2 separate regions of the Homo sapiens genome follow, and region 1 is linked to region 2. Evidence: chromatin loops called from intact Hi-C (ENCODE). Cell type or tissue: MCF 10A. All regions are shown on one strand. Each heading gives the region's core, and the rest is flanking DNA. Links, peaks and the distances in the headings are about the cores only. Region 1 has its middle 25 kb from the start of IFNAR2. Region 2 overlaps IFNAR2-IL10RB (IFNAR2-IL10RB readthrough).

What was found. Peaks named below come from ENCODE experiments on the same cell type or tissue, not always from the same donor. Only the 100,000 strongest peaks of a DNase experiment are listed, where the experiment ranks them.
Region 1: it touches region 2 in a loop (9-fold over the local background); 36 of 110 quality-filtered maps call a loop at or near these places.

Annotation. Positions count from the first base shown.
Region 1 is chr21:33,195,794-33,213,144 of GRCh38, forward strand. No RefSeq gene overlaps it. Among named protein-coding and RNA genes, the nearest start is that of IFNAR2, 25 kb to the right of the region's middle. RefSeq lists a silencer at 9,846-9,905. In MCF 10A, for the core only: no CTCF peak of the experiment used is centred there; a DNase peak (open chromatin) is centred at 8,238.
Region 2 is chr21:33,254,037-33,262,036 of GRCh38, forward strand. All of the region lies in intron 7 of IFNAR2-IL10RB (IFNAR2-IL10RB readthrough), which reads left to right. It overlaps IFNAR2 (interferon alpha and beta receptor subunit 2), which reads left to right. Exons shown (of 9, transcript NM_001289125.3): 8 at 6,561-6,691. Among named protein-coding and RNA genes, the nearest start is that of IL10RB-DT, 8.2 kb to the right of the region's middle. In MCF 10A, for the core only: no CTCF peak of the experiment used is centred there; DNase peaks (open chromatin) are centred at 4,635 and 7,705.

The DNA.
Region 1 (17,351 bases), core at 4,713-12,712, 54 kb before region 2:
AAAATAAAGAGCAGGACACAACCAGAAAAGTCTGTGGTTCTGTTATATCATTGGACAGTGTAATGAAATGTAATGTGTTTTAAAAAATAAAAATTCTATATTCCTAAATCTTGAATAGATTCCTATTTCAGAAACCATCCATTCTGATGAGTCTCCCTTAGCTCTGAAAGAAAGAGGATAAAAACCAAATACAAGAATAATAAAAACCACCTGTCCAAGATGAACTGGAGAAAGGGTGCTAATCTCCCTGCGACAACTCCTACAACTGTATTTGATCAGGATGATAAGAAAAGTTTTAACTCATGCCTCAAGCAGAGCCACAAGACCTGCCTTTTTTGATGACCTTGAATTCTACAACACAGGCTCCAAACCTCACATCTTGTCAACTCTCACCATGAGAAAAGTAGGAAACACTCTCTCACGTTCCCAAGTACTCACCATACCCCCCAAAATAAGTAAAAGCTTACTTTAAAAAATAATTTGTTTTCAGAGCAGAAATCTTCTAAAAGTTGAATTCTGATTCCGTACACACCTGCGGAGAGGTACTTGCCATGCCCACTGTCTAATATGCTTCTCTTTCTATGAACTAGGGTAGGGGTTACAAATAGCTGCCATAGAGTTACTGTCATTATCAGCCTGCAATCTGTGAGCAGCTGTTAAAAACCCACATTTTGTCTCAATTGTAATCATTCAAACAAATAATGCTTACCTACAGTTCAAAAGAAGTCAGTCTGGAATTAAGTGCTGTTCATACCAATTATGTTTCTTCTTTCAGATGTATGGAAAGGGAAAATAAATTATCCATTAAATTGCAGATATATGTAAAGATGCTTTTTGTAGTAAAAGCCAAAACAACTTGAATCTGACCTGTGATTAGAAATAACAGACATTTGAAATTCAGTAACTTAATTCATTGACAATATCACCAGGTTAGTTATCAATGATTCATTCAGTTTTCTTTTAAGCATTATTAATTGCTTGATACCATTTAGGATCAGGAAACCCTTAGTGCAGTGAAAATTGTAAAAGTTTATGACCTGGGAGGCCCGTGTCTAGCCATGCCTCTGTCAGGAATCTGTGGTGTGACTTCTGACAAGAGTTTTATCCCTCTGGATCTGTTTCCTTGGCTGGAAAGTGAGGAAATCGATCCAAAGATTACCTCGCAGATTCTCTCCAACTCTGACATTCTATCATTTCACACTCACTTTAAAATAGACTGTCGGCGACCCTACGCCAGTTTTCCTTGAGAAACAGCGCCACCTTCAGGTCATAATAACCATAAGAGAGCTGACCGTGAAGGTGCTTCTCCGGCAGGAGCGATTTGCCCTGATCCACAGAAACCCTTCCCCCGCAGTCCTCTGGGATGCGGTCACACACTTGTGAGTCTGCCGCTGGGTTAAGATCAATGCGTATGGACATGGAGCCAAGCTGAGCTAACTGGCCCACAAGGGACAGATGCATGACCTTGGCCTAATTATCACAGCTCCAGCTAACAGTTCGCCCACAGCAAAGCTCCTTGTGGAACCCTATAAAGAAGGAAAGGAAGCGAGGGATATGCTGGATGAACTAAACTCTACAAAACAATGAAAATGGACACACCTCTTCTTCAGGCAATTCCACTTAAGATAGTTTCCAGCTGTTCTTATTTTAGCAAGATATCTACTTGGATATACTTTCATTAAGAAAAATGACATAGTGAACTCTGAAGTAAATATCAGATTTTTTTCACCCAGCAAATATTTATTGAGCAACCAACCACTTGAATGCCAGCACCGTGCTAAAAGCTCTCACAAAATTACTTTTATTGAATTTCCACAACAGCCCTTGTGAGAGAGGAATTCATATCTTCATTTTTCAACACAAGGAAGTTGAGAATGAGAGAGGCCCAGAAACAGCAGATCTGGCAACAAGCTTGAATATGCAGACACAAACATTCCACACAGTCCTCCTCTGAGGACACGACGCAACTGCTCCTTTTCAAGAGCTTATCACTTGGCACAGTGTGGCACCAACTGCAATCAGCAGTGCAGAGGCAAAGGCCGCTAGGGAACTCAGTTTATTTCTCTGCAGTGTGATCTGTATGCAGAAAATGGCCCTATCTTTGCCAGCCATCCTCTGCCATACCTCCCTAACCCACTGATGGATGCTGGGCAGGATAAGGGGGATAAGTTAATTTGTTCCTAAGTGTCTAAACAAGGATCCTTCTTAGAAACAGTGGATATTTAAGGTTGTCCCTTTGATCACATCCCAACAATCCCTAAATTCCATAGGCTTTCTTGGTTGGGAAAGAGGCAGAGCAACTGCTACCCATGGGAATGCATCATATTTGGAAATATAATGTTTCCTGTGCATTACAGAGGAGAGAAGTGGGAAGCATCGCCCGGTGCTGGAGGTACTCCAGCTACAGGTGGTACCCTCTATATCTTACTCTTTCCCGTACCTACATATGTGTAGTCAACTCCAGTTGATGAGATCAGGTTTTCAATTCTTTGTACCCCCCCACTGCACTTTGCAAAATACTGGCACATAAATTTAAAGTTACTAAATATTTGCTGGTGTGTTAGGAAAAACACATAGTCTGCATGCAGAAAACAGGAATTATACAAACTAGCATGATCAGACATATTTAAGATGTCAGCTGAGTTACTCTAGGGCAGAGCCCAAGGATGAAGCTTGGCTGAGGGAGGATAGGGGAAGTGCCTTGGGACCTTTAGATTATGGGTGGAAGGAACAAAAGACCCACATGGAACAAGACACTAGAGTTGGATTGACCCTTTGGGGAAGGAGAAGTTACGATATGACATCTAAACCGCAAGGAAGATGCCAGAAAAAGAAAGAATAATATATTGTGTAAGCAAGCAATTTCTTAATTTTAAACGTGTTTTTATATTCAGGTGAAATTGTTTTATTCAAGGTTGAATGACTACTAAGTTGCAGCTAATCAGAAGTTGAGAAAGAAATGCTTGGCAGTTGGAATCCAGTTTTTGCACATAATCAGAACCAGTACTGTCAGTTTCATGGCGTCTCAAAAGCTAAGACTGAGAAGGAAAAAGGGAACAGAGCCGGCCTTGTCACACCACAGACGGGAGCAGAAGTGCAGAACTGTCCCCATGGCATGTGTTCAAAAGAGTATCGTGTAGCAAACCCTAACCACAGCAGCAGTGGCTGAGCTAATCCTGGCTGGATCCCAGTAAGGCCCTTCTCGAGTCCCAGCAATGACGATGGTAGATTAGCAATCTCTTCTCAATGTGTCAATATCATCTATGTTTCTACCCTGCTAGCCTCCTCTTTTCCTTCTTTCTACCCCACCCTCAATTAACCATGCCTCCTCTTACAATTTCTAGTCTGCAAGAGACTAGGACAATAGAGAATCAAAAACTAGGGTAGAAACACAGAGGCTGCTGTGGTTAGCGCTTGCTGCGTGATAGATAGGTTTGGTTTTGTAGCAATAACACAAGGCGGAAAGTGATAGAAAATTCAACATTCTAACTGCAATTCACCAAATCTTATCTCCAGACTTGCGGTGTTTATAGTTTCAGCAACACAACCTGACTGCCAGGAGGAGAGTGAGGATAATAGCATGAATCCGACTGACAAGGAATATGTCTTGGAGAGCCGTGAACCATACCAGGAAGAGATTTTTTGCTTATAAGAGCATATTTGTTTGTGGGCTCTTTCCAGGAGCAATAGACTAAGTTGAAGATGTTTTATAAAAAGATAGTTTTATAGAACAGATATTAGGAAACTATTTTTTTATGATGACACACGGATCTTCAGCCTTGAGACTGTATCTTCCAGCCTGGTTGATCCTTCTGCACTGGTTGGTACACAGTCACTTCCCTGAATGTCCCCATCTCAATCCTCCCCACACTACCCTGTCCACTGAGTCCCACCCCAGGACCATCCCCAGCCCAGCCTCACAGTCCAGCATCCACAGGGTTAATGGCAGACACAGTAGAGAGCCGCAACAGTTGCTAAATATTGTCAATATCAACCCTGATTACAGGCGATCGATTCTACAAAGAACTCTACAAAGATTCTACATTCTTTATTCTATATAGATTCTGTAAAAGAAGAATCTAAGCACTTTGTTCTGCACCGTCCAAACATGAGTCATTGTTTTCAGGGCATCATTTGGCTTTTAACACAAAGACCCAGCAGAGGGAGCCGTTTCCTAACATGAAAGGAGCTATAGGCCCTGCTAAGACAGCAACTGTTATTAGTATTATTCCACTAGAGCTGCCATAGAGGGGTGACGTCAACAACAGAAATGTATTTTCTCACAGTTCTGGAGACTGGAAGTCTGAAATCAAGGTGTCAGCAGAATTGGTTCCTTCTGAGATCTCTCTTCTTGGCTCATAGATGGCGGATTTCTGAGTCTTCACATGGTCACCCCTCTGTGTCTGTGTCCTAATCTCCTCTTCCTATTAGGACATCAGTTATATCAGATTAAAGCCCCCTCTCCCCATGACCTCGTTTTACCTTAATTACCTTCCTAAAGGCCCTTTCTCCAAATGCAGCCACATTCTGAGAGGTACTGGGGGATAGGACTTCAACATATAGATATTTGGGCTTCAATATATATATATATATGAATCCTATCCCCCAGAGGCACTGAGGGATAAGACTTCTATATATAGTAGCCTTTCAAACATGTATACATTTCAAAATGTTTTTCTGTTGTTTTCTATAGGTTAGATTGCCCATTGTGTTGACTCCCATAATAAGTCAATGGTTTAAAGTCTTTGTCCTACCACCACATTGGCACACATCCATGGTGTGCTCAGATGGGAAGAAATTCAGACCTGAGTCCCTGCCTTCAGCAGATCCTGCAAGTTCACATATCTAGATATAGAAGGAAGTCTTGAAGATAGACACATGCAGGGTGGCTGGCAGCCATCTGCAGAGGCCACCAAATGGAGAATGGCAAATGTTAAGGACAAGATAGTGGAGCCATTCCAGACATCTTTGAAACCAGTCTTATAGACTCTCCTCCCTCTGATTCCCCCCTCTCCTGTCCCAACTTTACACACCCAAGGCCTGGCAGTTCTGCTGATTGGCTAGCCTGGATTTGCACAGAGAACAACTCACTGGACCAGATGTGCTTCATCAACCCCACGGTTAGACAATAGCATTCTGACTACAGTGGCGCATCCTCAGCCTCCCCAGGCAAACAGATTCTTGTCCCATACATCCCTTACTTACAGCCTTGGAGCTGGGATGATGGCGGTTACCCTTATCATGCTAACTGGCTTATAGACCCACTACAGACCTCACCCTGCTGTCTCAAAATGTAATCTACCCATATCTGAAGGGTTGTCTTAAGGATGCATGAATGTATCTAAATAATTATCAATGATGCTTGTTTGCAATAAAGTGATTATCTTGCTCTACAATCACTTTATTGCAAACAAACATCATTAGAAAAATATTGTTATAACCTTCTTTACAAAATCATGTATAAGAGATTTCATGCAAAATAGACCATGACCACTGCCATTATAGTAGATGGGACCCAGAAAGAACAGCCCTTTGCTTAAAGTAGGATTCTATGTGCACTCACTTTACCATAAGATTACTGTGACTTGCTGAGTGTACCAGGATGTTAGAGGTGTAATTTAATTTCTCAAAGAGATTGAAAGCCAGTGCCTGGGTTCAAAAGGCGAGGAGGCTTGCTCCTTTCTTTTCTTTTCCTTTTTTTTTTATTATTTTCTTTTCTTTTTTGAATAGGGTCTCGCTCTGTCACCCAGGCTGGAGTATAGTGGCACGATCATGGCTCACTGCAGCCTCAACCTCCCGGGCTCAAATGATCCTTCCACCTCAGCCTCCCGAGTAGCTGGGACTACAGGTGCACACCACCATGCCAGGCTAATTTTTAAATTTTTTTGTAGAGACCCCCAGGGGTCTCCCTATGTTGCCCAGGCTGGCCTCAAACTCTTGGGCTCAAGCCATCCTCCCGCCTCAGCCTCCCTAAGTGCTGGGATTACAGGCGTGAGCCACAACTCCTGGCCAATGCAAAGCTTTCCACACCCCTCTGGGTTGGGGGATAGGGGCAGGTCTAATGAAACAGCAGGTAGTTCTGAATTAACACTGAATCTCTCAGCCATTGATTCGAGACTGCAGAAGTCAGCAGGGGCCTTTCCCTTTGGAGATGGAAGTGCCATTGGCTCAGCCCCTTTAATATACGACCCAAGATGTCAACTCATGGACCCTGCATCCTGTCTTTGGATCTCCCCATTTACACTATTGTAACCTCAGGACTTCTTCAAGTCTGCCAGAGGAATCCACTCACACAAAAGAAGCACTGTGGGCTCCTTGGAAAGTATGGTAGAGAGGCAGGGTGGGGTGTGGCTCAGTAATTACGGCACATACTCCACAGCAAATGACCTCACAATAGTGCTTTGGCATTTCTGTTCCCCACACCCCTTTCCCGATGCCCTCCCTCAGGGGGCAGAAGTTTGTGCTCTCTCTGTCTCTCTCCCTCTCTCCTTTGCCACCCAGTGCCCACCCTCACTGCAGCCCTCTCCTAACCCCTCAATCCCACACCCCACGCTGCCTCTAACCCACTCAGTGCCATGGTGGGCATCTATCTGTAGGGAACTCCAGCTCCCTCCAGCCCCTATGCCACCTGTCATTTCCAATCCTTTCTAGCAGCTCCCCTGAACCCTCTCTTTAATAAGATCTACCCTTTTTAAAAATCATATTTTAATTGTAATTTTAAGTTTCAAAATGTCCATTCTCTTAACAATCTTAACCAATTCTCATTGAATGCCTTCTGCATTGTGGTCACAAAAGGGGCTCTGGAACCAGACGTTGGGGTTAGAATCCTGGATTCGCCACTTACTGTGTGACTTTGGGCAAGTTATTTAACCTCTCTGGGCCTCTATTTTCTTGTCCACAATATAGGGAAGGTGATAATAGTAGCTGACTCTTAGGGTTGGTGTGAGAGAATGAGTCACTGAATTCGTGGCTGGAAGGCACGAACAGCGGTGCCCAGCATGGAGCGAGTTCAGTAATGTTAGATGCCACCGTGTGGAGGCACCAGAGGGACCCAATAAACACACACAGAGGGACAAGCAAACCCGCAGTACCGGGTCGCAATGTCACGATGGTGGAAATGCAGGGTACTGTGGGCTTTATTGGAGGGTCACCTAACCCACACTGGGGTGTGAGATCGCATCACCAACCCCAACAGACTCGGGGCTGTGTTGGGGTGGGGGGTGCCGAAGTTCTAGCCTCGGGGTCAAGCCACTTCTGATCACAATCCAATTCACCCACATCACACACACCATGGCACACACATCATACACACACATACACACCATGCAAACATCACATACACACATAACACACAAATACCACATCCACCACCCACACAGCACACACACATACCACATACCCCACAGCCCCCCGACAATAACACCATATGCACACCACACACATACACACACACACACACACACACACACAAAACAGGTCACTACTTCCCTCCTATGTACTATGTGCCCTGCTATTTTCTATTCTGTTCCATTTCATGCCATTTCTTCTTAGTAGGACTCACTGAATTGATTTCAGGACCCACTAATAGGCCTGAGCAGGGGTTCAGAAAACACTGACTTGGAGGGAGGCAAAGGAAACCCTTAAACGTCTGTGAAATGGAGCTTTGACCTGTGGTCTGCCCTTGACCTCTAAGTGGGGTAAGCCTCACACTAGGGGTGCCCTGTCCTGAGACATAGCCATAGCAGTAGGCCACCTTACTATTGGGCTGCCCTGGCCAAGAATGGGAGAAGCAGAGCCTCGTCACCAGCTGGGACAAGGGCAGCCCGAGGAGAGACCCTTTCACAGTGTCGGCACAGCTCCGTTTGACCTAAGAAGTAACCTCACTGGTTTTTGTTTCTAATCACCCCTTCATTTCACAATGGCCTGCAGGTTTCTTTTGCCGCCTTCTAAAATCAATGTTTTCCAAAGTACAGCTGAGTCATGACACATCAAATTAGTGAGTCTCAGACAACATTTTTTAAAAAAGAAAAAGAAAGGCATGGGATAGGATAGGATAGGATAAAGTAGAGCATGTGGCACAAGGATAAGTGCTGATGTGGGTGTGGGTGTGTGTGTGTGTGTGTGTGTGTCTGTGTGTTGGGCTTCAACTTTCTTCAACTGTCAACCCTGCTATTAATAGGTGAAGCTATAAACACAGGGCAAAATCCATCATATCTGGTGATTCATACACAGAAGTACAGAGTGGAGCAACTTGAGACATTACAGGCTGAAAAATACACACTTGAAGTCCACAGCCCATGACTGAATCTGCTAGATGATGACTCGGTGGTTGCTGAGGAATTTAATCATCTGGACCATGTCCTTCCCTAGTTAATTTTCAACCCAGATGATCATATCTCCTGTTCCGGGCAGACACATTTCTGGCGCTAAGACCAGGGCCCCTATTCAGCCTTAGTGGATAATTCAACCTCCTGAGAGGCACTGCAGAAGCACCTGGGCCAAGATTGCTTTCCTCTTCTACGCCTATCCCAGGAATGTGGCCACTGCTCAAAATGTGGGAATTCCCTTCCAGAATTCCCCTTGAAGCTGCTGCACGCTTCTTAGACCACGTCTGAGCAATGCCTGCATCACTAGAATATTTGGCCTCAGTTGGGTTTGTTTCTTTAAAAAAAAAAAAAAAAAAAAAAAAAAAAAAAAAAAGGTTTTTTCCTCAACTAAGACTTAAGACAAGGGGGTCTTAATTTGATTATTTTTTTCTGTTTTATATGATTTCTATGAAAACTACAACAAAATAAAGTTAATTCTATTTAAGTGACTTTTTAATGAATTGCCTTTGTTAGAAAAAAAATTAAGTGTTTTTGTCTCACTCTGTCACCCAGGCTGGAGCACAGTGGTGTGATCATGGCTTACTGCAGCCATGACCTCCCGGGCTCAGGTGATCCTCCCACCTCAGCTTCCCAAATAGATGGGACTACAGTTGTGTGCCACAACGCCTGGCTAATTTTTGTATTTTTTTGTAGAGACAGGGTCTCACCAGGTTGCCCAGGCTGATCTTGAACTCCTTGGCTCAAGCGATCCACCCACCTCAGCCTCCCTGAGTGCTGGGATTACAGGCATGAGCCAGCGCACCCAGCCAGAATTACATTTTTTTAAATGGTACTGTCCTAGAAAATCCAGGATGTGCAGTGATCACGTATGAATGCATGGACCTGCACACACAGGAGTGAACAAAAGACCCACCCCTGCCAGGTCACCACTCATATCTCACCCCAGCCCACGCTAGCTCACACTCCTCCCCACACACCACTGACCTCATCATTGCTAGGTACCCACTTGACTTCTCAACAGGTTCAAGACAATTGGCCTTCCTCGTCTCTTCTAGAAACACCCTCTTTTCTGGGCTTTGTGTAACACCTGGTCTTTCTCCCCTCTCTGGCCACTTCTCAGCTTTTCTTTTTCTTTCTTTCTTTTTTTTTTTTTTTTTTTTGCCACTTCCTCTTCCTCTACATCAAGCTTGTCCAACCCACAGCCCAGGACAGCTTTGAATGCAGCCTAACACAAATTCGTAAGCTTTCTTAAAACATTATGAGATGTGTGTGTGTGTGTGTGTGTGTGTGTGTGTGTGTGTGTGTGTGTGTGTTTAGCTCATCAGCTATCGTTATTGTTAGTGTATTTTATGTGTGGCCCAAGACATTTCTTCTTCCAGTGTGGCCCAGGGAAGCCAAAAGATTGGACACCCCTGCTCTACAACATCTCAATATAGGCCTTTTTCATGTTTCATTCTAGATTCTCTCTCTAGACTACAAGTTCTTAAGGGGAAGTGGCATTGGGAAATGTGTGAAGGTGGCTTTGGTTGTCACAACAGCAGCGTGGATGCTGTGTTACTAGTGTTCAGTGGATGGCGGCAGAGGGACCAAACAGAAGGCAGTATCACCAAAGAACTGTCCATCCTCGCATGCCAATACCCACACTCCATAGAGAAACACTGCAATGGCATCCACTCCCACAGATTCGGTTACCATTTGCCAGCCAAGGCCTGCCCAGCCAGACCTCTCGTCTGAGCACTGGTATTCCCCTTAGACATCTAACAGGCACATCAGAGTCAACGTGTCCAAAGCCAACTCATCATCTTCTCTGTAAATCTGCTTCTTCTCCAAGATGTCCTTCCTCTATGCTCACCATCACCATGAAGCCAGGTATTTAAGCAAAGGGAGTCATCTATATAAAGCCAATCCTCCGTATTCATGGGGGATTGTTTCCAGGCCCCCAGGGATACCAAAATCCACAGATGCCCAAGCCCCTTGTATTAGGTTGGTGCAAAAATATTGCAGTTTTTGCCTTTTTCGTCTTTATGGCAAAAACCGCAATGACTTTTGCACCAACCCAATACAAAATGGCATAGTATTTGCATATAACTTATGCACACCTCCAGTATACTTTTTTTTTTTTTTTGAGATGGAGTCTTGCTCTGTTGCCAGGCTGGAGTGCAGTGGCACAATCTCGGCTCACTGCAGTCTCCACCTCCCGGGTTCAAGTGATTCTCCTGTCTCAGCCTCCCAAGTAGCTGGGATTACAGGCGTGCATCACCACACCCAGCTAATTTTTGTGTTTTTAGTAGAGACAGGGTTTCACCATGTTGGCCAGAATGGTCTCAATCTCCTGACCTCGTGATCCGCCCGCCTCGGCCTCTCAAAGTGCTGGAATTACAGGCATGAGCCACTGCGCCCAGCCTAGTATACTTTAAATCAGCCCTAGATTACTTATAATACCTAATACAATGTAGATACTATGTAAATAGTTGTTATGCTATATTTTTAATTTGTATTATTTTTATTCTTGTATTGTTTTATCGGGGCTTTCTTTCCAAATTTTTTTGATCAGCAGTTGGTTGATCCTCAGATGTGGAACCAACGGATATCGAGGGCAGACTGTACTTGCCTCTCCCTCCACACCCAACCTAATCACCAAATCCTACCAATCCAGCTCCTAAATTCTGCAACACCCATCCACTTTTCTTCCCCTCCACTGCCAGCACGCTAATCTTGGCCACTGTCATCTCCACCTGAACTCCTGCAGTAGCCCCTCCCGGGTCTCCCTGCTTTCATTCCTGCCTGTTTCAGAGCCCCCATCCTCACTGCAACACGTCATCTTCAAAACAGCTGCTCTGATCCTATCACTCTGGCTTAAACTCCCCAGTGGCTTCCCATTCCTCTCAGACTACAGCCCAAATCCTTAGCCCTGCCTCTGAGGACAGCCCTGCAGCGTCTCCCGGAGCCTTCCTTTCCAGCGTCACTTCCCCTTACTTTGGCCACGTTGACCTCCTGCCAGTTCCTCAATGGCTCTGTTCCCCTTCCACCACCCCACCTTAATGAATGCCCTTCCCTCTGCCTGAGAGGTTCCTCCCCACCTGCCCTTCCCTCCCATGGCCGATGCCTAACACTCTTCCATCGCTCTTCCAACACTCTTCCCCATCGGTTCAACACTGCTTCTTCCAGGAAGCCTCCCCAGGCCCCTGGATAAATCCCTGTGCATTCTCAAAGTGCTTAGACTGTCTCTTTTCTAGAACTGACCACAAATGTCATGAATTACCTAGTTGCAAAAGTATTTAATGTCCATCTTCACTGCTCTGTAAGCAGCCCTGTGGACAAGGAATGAGCCAGCCTCATTGACTATGGGTGCTGCGGCTCCCAGCACAGTGTCTTGCAAACGGACATTCAGTAAATATCTAGTGCCAATTCCCCTAAGATAAACCTTGGAGGAACTATAAAGAGAGAACTGACAAAATTTTGAGAAAATCCATGGGATGTGTCAGGAGGGAAACAGCTGGGAAAGGGCCAGGGGACTTTGGCCAGGAGCAGGATCAGTGGGTGGCTGTGGAAAGGGTAAAACAGAAAAGGAACTATGGGTGTCTGCCCTTGCCCCTTCCCTCACCAATGCTAGGGACAAACAGTGCCTGCCCCTACCCTGATGATGACTTAGACCTGTGTCCAGATGTCCCAGGAGTAAAATTCAGGCATCTCACAAGTCCTGTGCCTGTGAGGAGCTGGAAAAAACAGGTGGGAAGAAAAACCCTAGGCAGTTGCTTCCTTCTCTAACACCACCCCTTCCAAACCCTCAGGCCAGGGGAACTGAGAACCAAAAAGTGCCCCTTTCTAAACCACTCCTCCCTGGGGACCAAAGATGGAGCACTGACCTGAAACATTGTTTTGCTGGGTGTGGAGTAACTGAGGGTGGCGCAGTTGTCTGGGACTGATCTGTCCCCACCCCATCTCTCCATAGATATTGCCTAACAGAGAAGCCAACTGACCTCGCCACTGCCATGGAGAATGAGGTCAAGATAGCAAGATAGTTGAGAAGTAAACCATTTAAAAAAAATTGAATTATAGATTCCATCAGAAGAGGAAATGTTGGAAAAGTCCAAGAAGTTAAAATTAGCCTAATAAGCTTAATAGGAAATAAAGAGAAATGAAACAATACTAAGACAACATTAAAAAGGAACCACGCATAAGAAATAAAAAATATAGTAGTTGAAGGAAAGAACTCACAAATGTGACTAAACAGTAGAATGAATAAAACTCAAGGACAAATTAGTGAGTTGGAAGTTCAAACTGAGGAAGTTCTTCAAATGAGGGACAAAAAATAGAAAATATTAGAGAAAAGCCAAAAAAATGGAGTATTTACATACAAATGCTAACATCCATATGATAAGGCTCAGAGAGTCAGAGGAATAAAATGAAAAGAAGGAAGTATTTGAAAGAATAATGAAGCTAGATTTCCTAGAATTCAAAAAGAAAAAAAGAAATACCTCAGAATGAAAGGGCCTACAGAATGACAAAGAGAAGAAAGAGAAAAATATATCACACCCTATGGTAAAATATGAGACTATGAAAGACAAAGAAAATTCTGCAGAGTAAATCATACAAAGGACCAACATCGAGAATGACACCAGATTTCCCCACAGCATCAGTGGATCCAGGAAAACAATGGAGCAGTATCAGCAAAGTACTGAAGGATATGACCTTAGAACCTAGAAATATACATCCAGCCAAACTGCCCTTTAATTAAGTATCAGGGCATGAAACAAATATTCTCAGTCATATAAGACCTCAAAACTTGAATAAGTAGAGAAACAAATCAAAGAGTTGCTGGAGAAACAAATAAAAATAATCAAATACCTTACAAAAGTTGGTTGTAGTAAACAACAAATTTTTAAAATTCTAAGACCAGGCTGGGTGTGGTGGCTCATGCCTATAATCCCAGCACTTATGGAGGCCAAGGCAGGAGAATCGCTTGAGGCCAGGAGTTTGAGACCACCCTGGCCAACATGGCAAAACCTCATCTCTACTAAAAATACAAAAATTAGCTGGATGTGGTGGTGTGCACCTGTAGTCCCAGCTACTCAGGAGGCTGAGGCATGAGAATCACTGAAACCCAGGAGATGGAGGTTGCAGTGAGCCGAGATCAAGCCACTCCACTCCAACCTGTGTGACAGAGCGAGACTCTGATTTAAAAAAAAAAAAAAATTCTAAGACCAATGAACAAGAAAAAAGAGACTTACACTTGCCTGGACTTAAAAGTATAGATCAGGAATATTTGTATCATAATGTTAAATTATATAAAATTAGATTTACTATATATAATTGTCTAAATCAGAATACCTTTGAGAGTAAAAGGTATTATTTAAGAATTATATCAGGAAAAGACAGAGTAAACTAGGACTGTCTCAGGCAAATCAGGACGTATGGTCAGTCATAGTATATAAAATAGATCAGAAAATATGAAGGATGAGGAGGGCCCCCAAAATGATAAAAAGTTTAATTCCCCTAGTATATATAAAGCAAAAATTGATAGAAATATACAGATAAATTGATAAATCCACCTTCACAATGGGAGATTTTAGCATATCATTGTAAATAATGGGTCAAGTAAACAAAAAAACTCAGCAGGAATGTAAAAGATTTGAACTTCACCCAATGAATACAGAAAGTTATGCCTCGAAAACTTAAATGATACATTTTTAGGCCAGGTGCGGTGGCTCACGCCTGTAATCCCAGCACTTTGAGAGGCCGAGGCGGGGAATCATGAGGTCAGGAAATCGAGACCATCCTGGCTAACACGGTGAAACCCCGTCTCTACTGAAAATACAAAAAATTAGCCAGGCAAGGTGGCGGGTGCCTGTAGTCCCAGCTACTCGGGAGGCTGAAGCAGGAGAATGGCATGAACCTGGGAGGGGGAGCTTGCGGTGAGCCGAGATCATGCCACTGCGCTCCAGCCTGGGAGACAGAGCGAGACTCCGTCTCAAAAAAAAAAAAAAAAGGAAAAGAAAAAAAATTCACATATCTTATGATATAACAATTTCACTCTAAGAATTATACCTAAAATGCTTGCACACATACAAGAATGTTCATAGCACCACAGTTCTCAATAACCAAAAACTGGAAACAACTCAACTGCTCATCAAGAAAAGGGAGAAGAATAAACTATGGTTGTATTCATTTTCTATTGCTACGTAACAAATGACAAACGTAGCGGCTTGAAACAGCACCCATTTATTATCTCAGTTCTATAGGTCAGATGTCTGGACATGTCATGGCTGGGTTCTCTACTCAGGGGCCCACCAGGCTGAAATTAAGGTGTTGGCAGGGCTGCAATCTCATCTGAAGGTGAGGGCCCTCTTCCCAGCTCACTGGTTGTTGGCAGAATTGAGTTCCTAGAGGGTGAAGGAGTGAGTCTCCACCATCTTGCTAGCTGTCAGCTGGAGCCATTCTCAGCTTCTAGAGGTTGCTGGCCCCATGGTGTTTTCCACGACATGAAAGTTATCTTCTGCAAGGCTGGCAGGAGATTTTCACTGCTACTTTGGATGTCTGACTTGCCTGCCTCTGACTCTAGACCCAGGTTTAAAGTGTTCATGTGATTAGATCAAGCTCCCTTCCTTGATCTAATCAAGGAAGGGCATTAATTATGTCTGCAAATTATGAAGGGCATTAATTATGTCTGCAAAACCCATCACAGTAGCACCTAGATTCAAGTTTGAACACTGTATGTTCCCCAGGGCCCAGAATCTTGGCAGCCATCTTCAAATTCTGTGTCCTACAATGATCTATTCACACAGTGAAATATTACACAGCAGTCAGGTAGAGTGGATGATAGCTGCCTTCAACAAAAGGATGAGGCTTGGCAATTTGATATATAGAAAATATAGACCCAAAAGACTGTAAATTTAAAACAACTAAAATTTTAAAAGTACATTTAAGGAACACATATAGAAAATATAAAGCAATATAAAAAAGAAAGGAAGGAGAGGAACTGGATTCTGAATTCATTGCCCAGATTTGGGGGAAGCAGGAGGAGGGGTCTGTGGGTTCATAGATGCCATTATACTATTTAAAATAACTAATGAATAACTAACTAAATTAAAGCAGGAGAAATATGGACCAATGAGAAGAGAATGTCATGAATGAATGCTTATGATTTTTCCTATTCTGTGCACCTGATGTCTAACAATGAAGAAGTTCGGCCTCGATGGCTCATACCTGTAATCCCAGCACTCTGGGAGGCCAACGGGGGTGGATCACTTGAGCCCAGGAGTTTGAGACCAGCCTGAGCAACATGGCAAAACCGTGTCTCTACAAAAAATACAGAAAAATTAGCTGGGCATGGTGGGGTGCACCTGCAGTCCCAGCTACTGGGGAGGCTGAGTGGGAGGACCACTTGAGCCTGAGAGTTTGAGGCTGCAGTGACCTGTGGTTGCACCACTGCACTCCAGCGTGGGCAACAGAGCAAGATTCTGTCTAAAAAAAAAAAAAAAAAAAGATTAGGAAAACAAAAAAGATTAAAAAGATTTGAGAAATGAAAGAACATATTATGGAATTACAAAATGTGTTCCCTCCAGGGCCGGCGAAGCAGCCTGGTTTTCAGATAGCACCAAAGAAGCGCCAAGGGATTTGTCTCCTCAGGTCAAACCTCTCTCCCTGGAAAACTTCCAAAATGTAAATCGAAATTATTATTTGTTCTTGGAGAAGCCTAGTCAGAAAATACTAAGGATAATCAGGTGGCACTGTCACCCCTGAGACCTCAGTCGGCCTCTTACTCCTGTTTCCTCCACCCCCGCCCAGGCACCACTAGTTCCTTTGCAGCAGCATTTAAAAACACTCAGTGGCGCACTGTGGGAGGCGGAGGCAGGATGATCACTTCAGCCCAGGAATTAGAATCCAGCCTGGGCAACATAGTGAGACCCGGTGTCTATTCAAAAAAAAAATTCTTTTAATTATAAAAATAGAAAAATAAACACACTCAAGACTTTCCCATTTAGGGGAGAAAAAAAAAGAAAGAATGAAGCAGGACCCCTCTCCTCCCCCACATCTGCCTCCAGCTGCAACATATCTCCCTTCCTTGCCTTCCTAGCAAACTTGTCAATAACAAGTCCTCTACATTCTTGTCTCGTCTCCTCCCCATTGTGCAAAACCTGCACTCAACCAAGTCACCAGTGACTTGTTCAGCACTTAATCCCTCCTGATATCTCAGTGACCTTGGACTCTGTCAGCCACTTCCTCCCAGAACCCTTTGTCTTCGCAGCTGTGATGGCGCTCTGGTGGCTTTTCTATAATCTCTCTGCTCCTTTTCTGTCTCGTCTGCTCGCTGTTGCCTGTAGCTCTGCCCTCACATCCTGTTTCCTTTCTCCAATCTCTCTGGAATAGTTCATCTGCACTCACAGGACCAACTGTTGCCAGACACTGCTGGTCTCCAGATCCATTCTCGCAGTCTAAATCGTCTTCATTCTGGACATATGGAAGCAGCCGCCTCCAGGAAACCTCTGCAATGCCCTTAGCAATTCCACCTCTCTGTGCCTTCAGTTGAATGAATCATTTCTTTCACCCTCAGCATGCTGCTTCTTGTTGTATACTATATTAGGGTTCTCCAGAGAAACAGAACCAATGAGGTATGTGTGTAGAGGGAGAGAGAAGGGGAGAGAGGGAGAAGGAGAGGAAAACTGATTGGTTTTAAGGAGTTGACTCATAAGATTGTGGGGGCTGGCAAGTCTGAAACTTGCAGGCCAGGCCAGCAGGCTGGAGACCCAGGGGAAGGTTGATGTTGCAGCTTGAGTCTGAAGGCAGCTAGAAACAGAATTCCCTCTTGCTCAGGGACTTCAGTCTTTTCTCCTGAGGCTGATCTGATGAGGCCAGGCCCTATTATGGAGGATAATCTGCTTTATTCATGGTACGTGTTTTCACATCTTTAAAATACCTTCACAGCAACATCTAGGCTGGTGCCTGACCAAACAACTGGGTACTGTGGCCCAGCAAAATTAACACATGAAATTAACCATCACACATACCATCTTAGAAAATGGT
Region 2 (8,000 bases), core at 1-8,000:
ACCAATGGAAGTATCTTTAATGTTCTGATTTACCAGAATAAAAATAAGGTAGGATCTATAAAGAAATTACTTTAGTTGTAAACCAAAATAAAATTCTAAGCCCCCCAACCAACTGAATGGATCCCTCCTCTCAGCCAAGGGCCGAGTAAAGTAAAGTAAACCTGAAACACTAGTTCAGGCCATGATGGGAGTGAGTGGTCCAGACGTGCCTCACGGGACCTTCCTACCTTTGGAATTCAGGCACAGCTGGCCAGCACTAATATTAAAACAGAAACCTTAAGACTGACAAAAAGATGCTTTGTAGCACTAATACCAGCATGATGGATAGCAGGCCCTAAAAGAAACCAAAGTGTTTTACCCCAAAATACATTTCTTTGACATATTTTGAAATGGCCCTGCAAAGCTGTCTCTTGCAGGGAAAATCTGCTTTCTATAAAGAACCCCCTTCCCAGTCCAGGTGTTCTTCCTGATCCAAGAGAGAATTCACTAAGAGTCTGGCACTTTTTTAAGTCCAGTAAGAAACATTTACAGTCTGTTCTCTCTGAAGCCTGCTACCAGAGGCTTCATCTGCGTAATAGGAACCGTGGCCTCCGCAACCCTTTGTCTTAACCCAGATGCTTCCTTTTATTAATTCCAAGTTTTTAATCAGAAAATCTTTGAATCTACCTATGACCTGGAAGCCCCCCCACTTCGAATTGTCCCACCTTTCCAGATTGAACCAGTGTACATCTTACATGCATTGATTGATGCCTTATGTCTCCCTAAAATGTATAAAACCAAGCTGCACCCTGACCAAGGGTTCTCGGGATCTCCTGGGGCTGTGTCATGGGCCATTGGTCACTCATATTTGACTCAGACTGAATCTCTTCAAGTATGTTACTGACTTTGGCTCTTTTCATTGACAAAGTGATATGGTCACTTGTGAATGAAGTGAGCCACGGAACGTTGCCTGGCACATAACGGTGCTCTGTGTTGGCTTCACTACAGGGCAATATGATTTGATTCTCTAGTGTTCCTCAAGACCAGATGATGCACAGGCTGGTTCTAAAGGAAAAAACATGTCAAACACCTTTAGCGTAAGTTATTTTTATGTCAGCAAATACAGGCAAACTTAAAACTGCATATAGATTCTGACTATAGCTCTTTCAAAAATATAAATCCAAAATAAATGTGCATGTCTTTGTTCTAACACCAGCTATCTGACACTAACTAGTTGTCCAATGATTCCATTCATTTCTGATACTACCCCAGGTTAGCACAGACCCCACAGGTTAAAGGCTCAGTCCCACAAAACTGCCTGCCCCCACTTCAGATGCCAGCCACAAGTCATGGGTGACAAGGTTCCCTGCACTTCCACCTGACTTGGCTACAAATTCAGGAGTTCCCATGACCTCCCTTTAGGTTTGATAATTTGCTAAAATGACTCACAGAACTCAGGAAAGTGTTATGGCTTATGATTACCATTTTATTATAAAGGAATTGATGGACAGCCATTGAAGAGGTGCACAGGACAAGGTCTGAAAGGGTCCCAAGTGCAGGAGCTTCTGTCCCTGGGGAGTCAGGTGTACCACCCTCTCTGTACATTCATCTGTTCATGAATTTGGGGACTCCCCAACCCTTGGTGTTCACAGTTTGTATTGGGTTTCATTATGTATGTGTGATTGATTAAATTACTGGCTGCAGGATTGAACTCAGTCTCCAGCCCACTCCCCTCCTTGGATAGAGGTCAAATGGGGGAGCTGGAAGTTCCAACCGTCTGATCATGTGGTTAGTTTTTCTAGGGACCAGCCCTCATCCTGAAGCTATCCACACCCTGCCCCATCACCTCACAAGCATAAACTCATATGTGGCCCCTAAAAGAGGCTTGTTAACAAAAGACACTCCTAACGTTCAGGAAATTCCACAGGTTTTTGAAGCTCTGCTCCAGGAACTAGGGACAAAGACTGGATATATATGTATATTTTATTATATCATTGATCTTACATACAAACGAAACTCTTATAGACAATAAAAACTGAAATTAGTGACCTGGCAGACAGATGGTGGTTTATTGAAACTCAGTCCCCAGTTCCAAGGTGAATGTGTTGCTGATGAGAAGGCACAAGCTCCTTGGAGGTTGATGAATTCTGTGATGACTCACTTTCTCCCCTGACTCTTTTCCATTTCACCTACTAAGATGTTCATGTAACAACATCCTCTCAGGTCATTCCATTTTTACTTGGCGTGAATGCGTCATGTTGCACATCAAGTCAGCCCTCATTCTTTGATTATTACCCGAGATAGGTCAAGTACCGCTCTCTTTAATTATCCAAATACTGTACCTGATGTCAAATTCTTGTTTGAAACTCAGGAAGCAAATAGGTTCAGATAACGTGGCCTCTGTCACTATCTGCTTGCCATCTGACGTGCCCTCAACCAGCCAAACTCAGAAACCAGACAGGTTTGGATGGTGAGGGGTCTTGGAAGGATAGCCTGAGACCAGCATTAACATAGGCTCAGCAGTAAGCACTGTGACCCAATCCTAGGGCAGACTGATATGGGGGGATTTTAGCCCAGACATCTGGAGAAACACCTTCCCCTTGTCAAGCCTTAAAACTAATGGTTTGTCTCTTTTATTAATATTAAGGCCCTAAGGAAAAGCTCTATTCATTCATTTGACAAATGTTTATTGGGGGCCTGTTATGAGCCAGATTCTTTTCTGGATATTGAGGATTTAGCAGTGAACAAAACAGATTAAAAACTTCTCACCTTGTGGAGCTTACATTGCAGTAGGAGACAGAATAACAAGATCAACATGTAAAATAGACAGTATGTTAAGTAAGTACCATGGAAAAAAATTATGCGGGAAAGGAGGTGAGGGGGATGTCAGGTTGAGGAGAGCAGGTTGCTGTTTTTAATAGGATAGTGTCTTGATTTGCATTTGCTAGAAGCAGAGCCTGGGATGTGAATTCATATTCAAGTGTGATTTATTGGTGGGGGCATCTTAGGAGAAGGGGAAAGAGGGAACAGGTAGGTACAGGGAGAGAGAAATTAAGCAGGCATGTGGCTCTCAGCTGAGCCTGATCCCAAGGGGTTCTCGGAAGCGTGAACTGTATCCTCAAGTCAGCAGCCAGTCAGTTACTGGTGGTGATCTATGGCATGGCCTCCAGATGAGGCAGCCCCCTTTTGGGCAAGGGCAGTTCCTTATGTGTCCGGAGTTGGTTCCTGCCAATGGGTTCGTGGTCTCGCTGACTTCAAGAATGGAGCCGCAGACCTTCCTGGTGAGCGTTAACAGCTCTTAAAGATGGCACAGACCCAAAGAGTGAGCAGTAGCATGGTTTATTGTGAAGAGCGAAAGGACAAAGCTTTCACACCCTGGAAGGGGACCTGAGCGGGTTGCCACTGCTGGCTGGAGGTGGCCAGCTTTTATTCCCTTATTGTCCCTTCCCGTGTTCGTTTCTGTCCTATCAGAGTGCCCTTTTTTCAGTCCTCCTCGTGATTGGCTACTTTTAGGATCCTGCTGATTGGTGCATTTTACAGAGCGCTGATTGGTGCGTTTTAGAGTGCTGATTGGTGCGTTTTACAGAATGCTGACTTGTGCATTTTACAATCCTCTTGTGAGACAGGAAAGTCCCTGATTGGTGCGTTTTACAATCCTCTTGTAAGACAAGAAAGTTCCCTAAGTCCTCACTCCACCCAGGAAGTCCAGCTGGCCTCACCTTTCACTTAGAGAAGGATCAGCTCTGAGAGATATCAGCAGACACGTGCGGCAGCAGTAGTGGGTGTGCACTGACTGGAAAAGGGGACATGGGCAGGCCACCCACAGCATCCACCACAGATGGCCACAGATGGCCTTCCTGAGAAGGTAGCATTTGAATAAAGACCCAAGGGAGATGTGGTAAGCAGAATAATGGCCCCCAAAGATGTCTACATCCTAATCCCAGATATGTGAACAGGCTAACCTCTATGCCAAAGGGGCTTGTGGGTGTGATGAAATTGAAGATCTTGGCCAGGCGCAGTGGCTCATGCCTGTAATTCCAGCACTTTGGGGGGCCGAGCCAGGTGAATCACCTGAGGTCAGGAGTTCGAGTTCAGCCTAGCCAACGTGGTAAAACCCCATCTCTACTAAAAATACAAAAATTAGCCAGGCGTGGTGGCATGCGTCTGGAGTCCCAGCTACTTGGGAGGCTGAGGCAGGAGAATCTCTTGAACCCGGGAGGTGGGGGTTGCAGTGAGCCAAGATGGTACCACTGTACTCCAGCCTGAGCTACAGAGCAAGACTGTGTCTCAACAAAAAGAGAAGCAGGAGACTCAGAGGCAGAGAAGGAGCTCTCACAGCAGCAGCAGAGGTCGCAGAGTGAGGATGAAGGAGGGGGCCATGAGCAAAGGAATGCAAGTGGCCTCTAGAAGCTGGGAAAGGCAAAGAAATGGGTTTTCCCCTAGAGCCTCCATAAGGAGTTCAGTCCTGCCAACATCTTGATATTTTTTATCCCAGTGAAACCCATTTTGGATTTCTGATCTCCAGAACTATTAATATAATATATTTATATTGTTTTATGACACTAACTTTGCATCATTTGTTACGGTGGCAATGGGAAACAAACACAAGGTGAGGGAGTGAGTCACGCAAACCTATCAGGGGAAGGAGTTCCATATGCGGGGTTCAGCAAGTGCCAAGTGCCCGAGGCAGGATATGCCTGGCACGGCACGGCAGGAGTGAACTGAACAAGGGAAGAATAGTAACAGTTCTGGTCAGAAAAGATGGAGGAGCCTGAATGACATAGAACTTAGAAGCCGTTGCAAGAGATGGGGACCCTCAGAGGGTTGTGAGCAGGTTGCTCTCCGTGATCTGACGTGGGATGTAAAGGGAACATCCATCCACATGCCTTGAAGTGGGAGCCAGGTGACCCCTGGGCTGATTACTGCAGTCACCCAGGGGAGAGGCGGTCTTACTTGTTCCAGAGAGGTAAGTACGGGAGGAACTATAAGAGACTGATGTTAGTCATCGCCAGTCTTTTCATAAAGTTCTTTATCTTTTCCATTAAAGATCATTGTGATCAGATATTACCAACCCCGTTGCTCAGTTCAGCCCTCTGCTTGTGAGGTTTCTTATTTTTTGCTTAAAATATCTCCACAGTGAATCCAGAGACAGACAGGTTTGTCCAAGGCCAAATTTTTAAGACACGACCTGGTCTCTCCTTCCCAAGATGGGTTGATCTGGTCCATCTTTCATGAAGAAGATAGTTAACAGCAGTAACATTCAATCACAGCTTCTCCTTTCTGAGTCAGAACATTGATGGGATTCATCTCTTTTCAAATATGAATATTTAAAAATAGCATGCATGTATAATTGTCATGACCCCAAGTGAGATTTCTATTTTTTAGATTATCATCAAGCTGAAAACAAACAAAAATTCTAAGTTCTCCTAAAGAATTCTCAGACTCATGAGAATACCCCAAATTGAGGAATATTATCCTAGCATATTAACTACAATTTACACAATTTGGTTTGGACATAGAGTGCATTGTAGCTGTTATATGCAAGTTGGATGGGTACATGAGTCACAATCTCTGTATTATGCCATTCCTTCACCAGTGAAATCACTTTGGTTTACAGTACCCCTTTCAAGAATGTAAACGCTATACATGTCAGAATTTTGTATCCTAAAGGCGTGCCTCTGTGGCTAGATCTGATTCTGGAACTGTCATTGATATGACAATCCAATCCTTCACACTCTTGATGGAGGTGAGAGTGGATTCTTGAACCCTGTGCTATCTAACAGTGTTTTTACTGAACTATCAAGGGTTTTTACTGAACTTCTTTCTATTCATTCCTTAACCTTCTGGAAGACTTAGAGTACATAATCCATTTGATTTCCTTTTTTCTCCCCTCTATCTATTTTTGCCTGAGGCTATAGTTCGAGGATTAATACTAATGAAGACCTTTCTGGAAGTGCAAGAGAGCCTTAGTGATATAACTACTGATTTTTCAGTCTGGTCGCACTTCAGGAAAATAACTATGGTCAGTCAAAAAGCTGAAATTTTCCAAAAGGAATTTTGATGAGAAACTAAGGGGAACTGTTAATAGAGCAAGGCAGGTTCTGCAGAGCCCTGACTTGTGGCCCCAGCGTGGCTAAAGTCCAGCCTCAGAATGACCCAGTTGGTTGTTTTCAAGCAAACTTTCCTTCCCCACTTCTTCCTGCCCGCAGCGCATGCTAACCAGTGTGGCTACCGAACGTTTGAGATGTGTTTCATGTGACTGAGAGACCGAGCTCTTAATTCTGTTTAATTTTAATCATTTAAATTCAGCCAGCTGCAGCCAGTGGCTACTCCACTGTACAGTGCAGTTATAGAACATAAACTGAAGGAAATTTTACTTTTAAAAGCTAAGTCTATTTTATTGTTTAAAAAATGCACACTTAGATAATTCTCCAGTCTCTGGTATTTCTCAATATAAAACTGTTTTTTCAAACCTTTGGTTTCTTGATCATCTTGTAACACCAGGCCAATGTACATTTATTTCCATCTGCAATTGTTTATTGCATTTTTTGAAATAAAGTCATTTAATTTTTCATCAACAGAATCAGCAGAATCTGCCAAAATAGGAGGAATAATTACTGTGTTTTTGATAGCATTGGTCTTGACAAGCACCATAGTGACACTGAAATGGATTGGTTATATATGCTTAAGAAATAGCCTCCCCAAAGTCTTGGTAGGTAGTTTTTTTGTTTTGTTTTGTTTTTTCTATCTTTGTTTTTTATTTTAACTTAAGAATTTGTATTTATATAAATATTTTCACAGAAGAAAATCTCATTTTCTATAAACACCAAAATGCTTTCTCACTCTGAGTTCTTTTCCATATCTATAAATGTATATTTTGCAGGGTTTTTGTTTTGTTTTTGTTTTTATTATACTTTTAAGTTTTAGGGTACATGTGCACAGTGTGCAGGTTAGTTACATATATATACATGTGCAGTTGTAAGTGTATCTGTGCATCTGTGCATTTTATGTTTTCTTTCCTTTTTTTTTTTTTTTTTTTTTGAGACAGTCTCACTCTGTCACCCAGGCTGGAGTACAGTGGCGTGATCTCAGCTGACTGTAACCTCTGCCTCCTAGGCTCAAGCAATTCTCGTGCCTCAGCCTCTCAAGTAGCTGGGACTACAGGCGTGTGCTACCACACCTGGCTAATTTTTGCATTTTTAGTAGAGATGGGGTTTTGCTATGTTGGCCAGGCTGGTCTTGAACTCCTGACTTCAAGTGATCCACCTGCCTTGGCCTCCCAAAGTTCTGGGATTACAGGTGTGAGCCACTGCACTCAGCAATGTTTTGTTTTGTTTTGTTTTTATACTTCATCACATAATTTATAATGATCAGGTAGAATTTCATTATTATTAACATACCATTTTTCATTTAACCATTTCTCAGCTAAAGGGCATTTGGATTTCTTTTCCTTTTCTTTTCTTTGGTGATGATGAATAGTACAATAAACATTTTTATATGGATCGTCTTTTTGTTTTGGATTATGTCAGTGGAACATATACACAAAGTGGATTTATCCTATAAAAAGATTTAAAAAGGACTAGGCACAGTGGCTCACGCCTGTAATCTCAGCACTTTGGGAGGCTGAGGCGGGTGGATCATTTGAGCCCAGGAGTTTGAGACCAGCCTGGGCAATATAAGGAAACCTTGTCTTAGAGAAAATAAAAATAAATTAGCCAGGCATGCTGGCACATGCCTGTGGTCTCAGCTACTCAGGAGGATGTGGTGAGAGGATTGCTTGAGCCCAGGAGGTGGAGGCTGCAGTGAGCTGTGATTGCGCCACTGCACTCCAGCCTCGGTTACAGAGTGAGACCCTAGCTCTAAAAATATATAAATATCTTAAAAATATAAAGAAGCAGCCAAAGGAGAGGAAGTTAAGAGGAGTAAGTCAGAACATAGTCTATGTGGCCAGCAGCCTGCCTGGTTTGAAAGGCAGCTGCTCCCACTCACTAGTCACAAACCTTGAGCAAGTTTCTTAACTT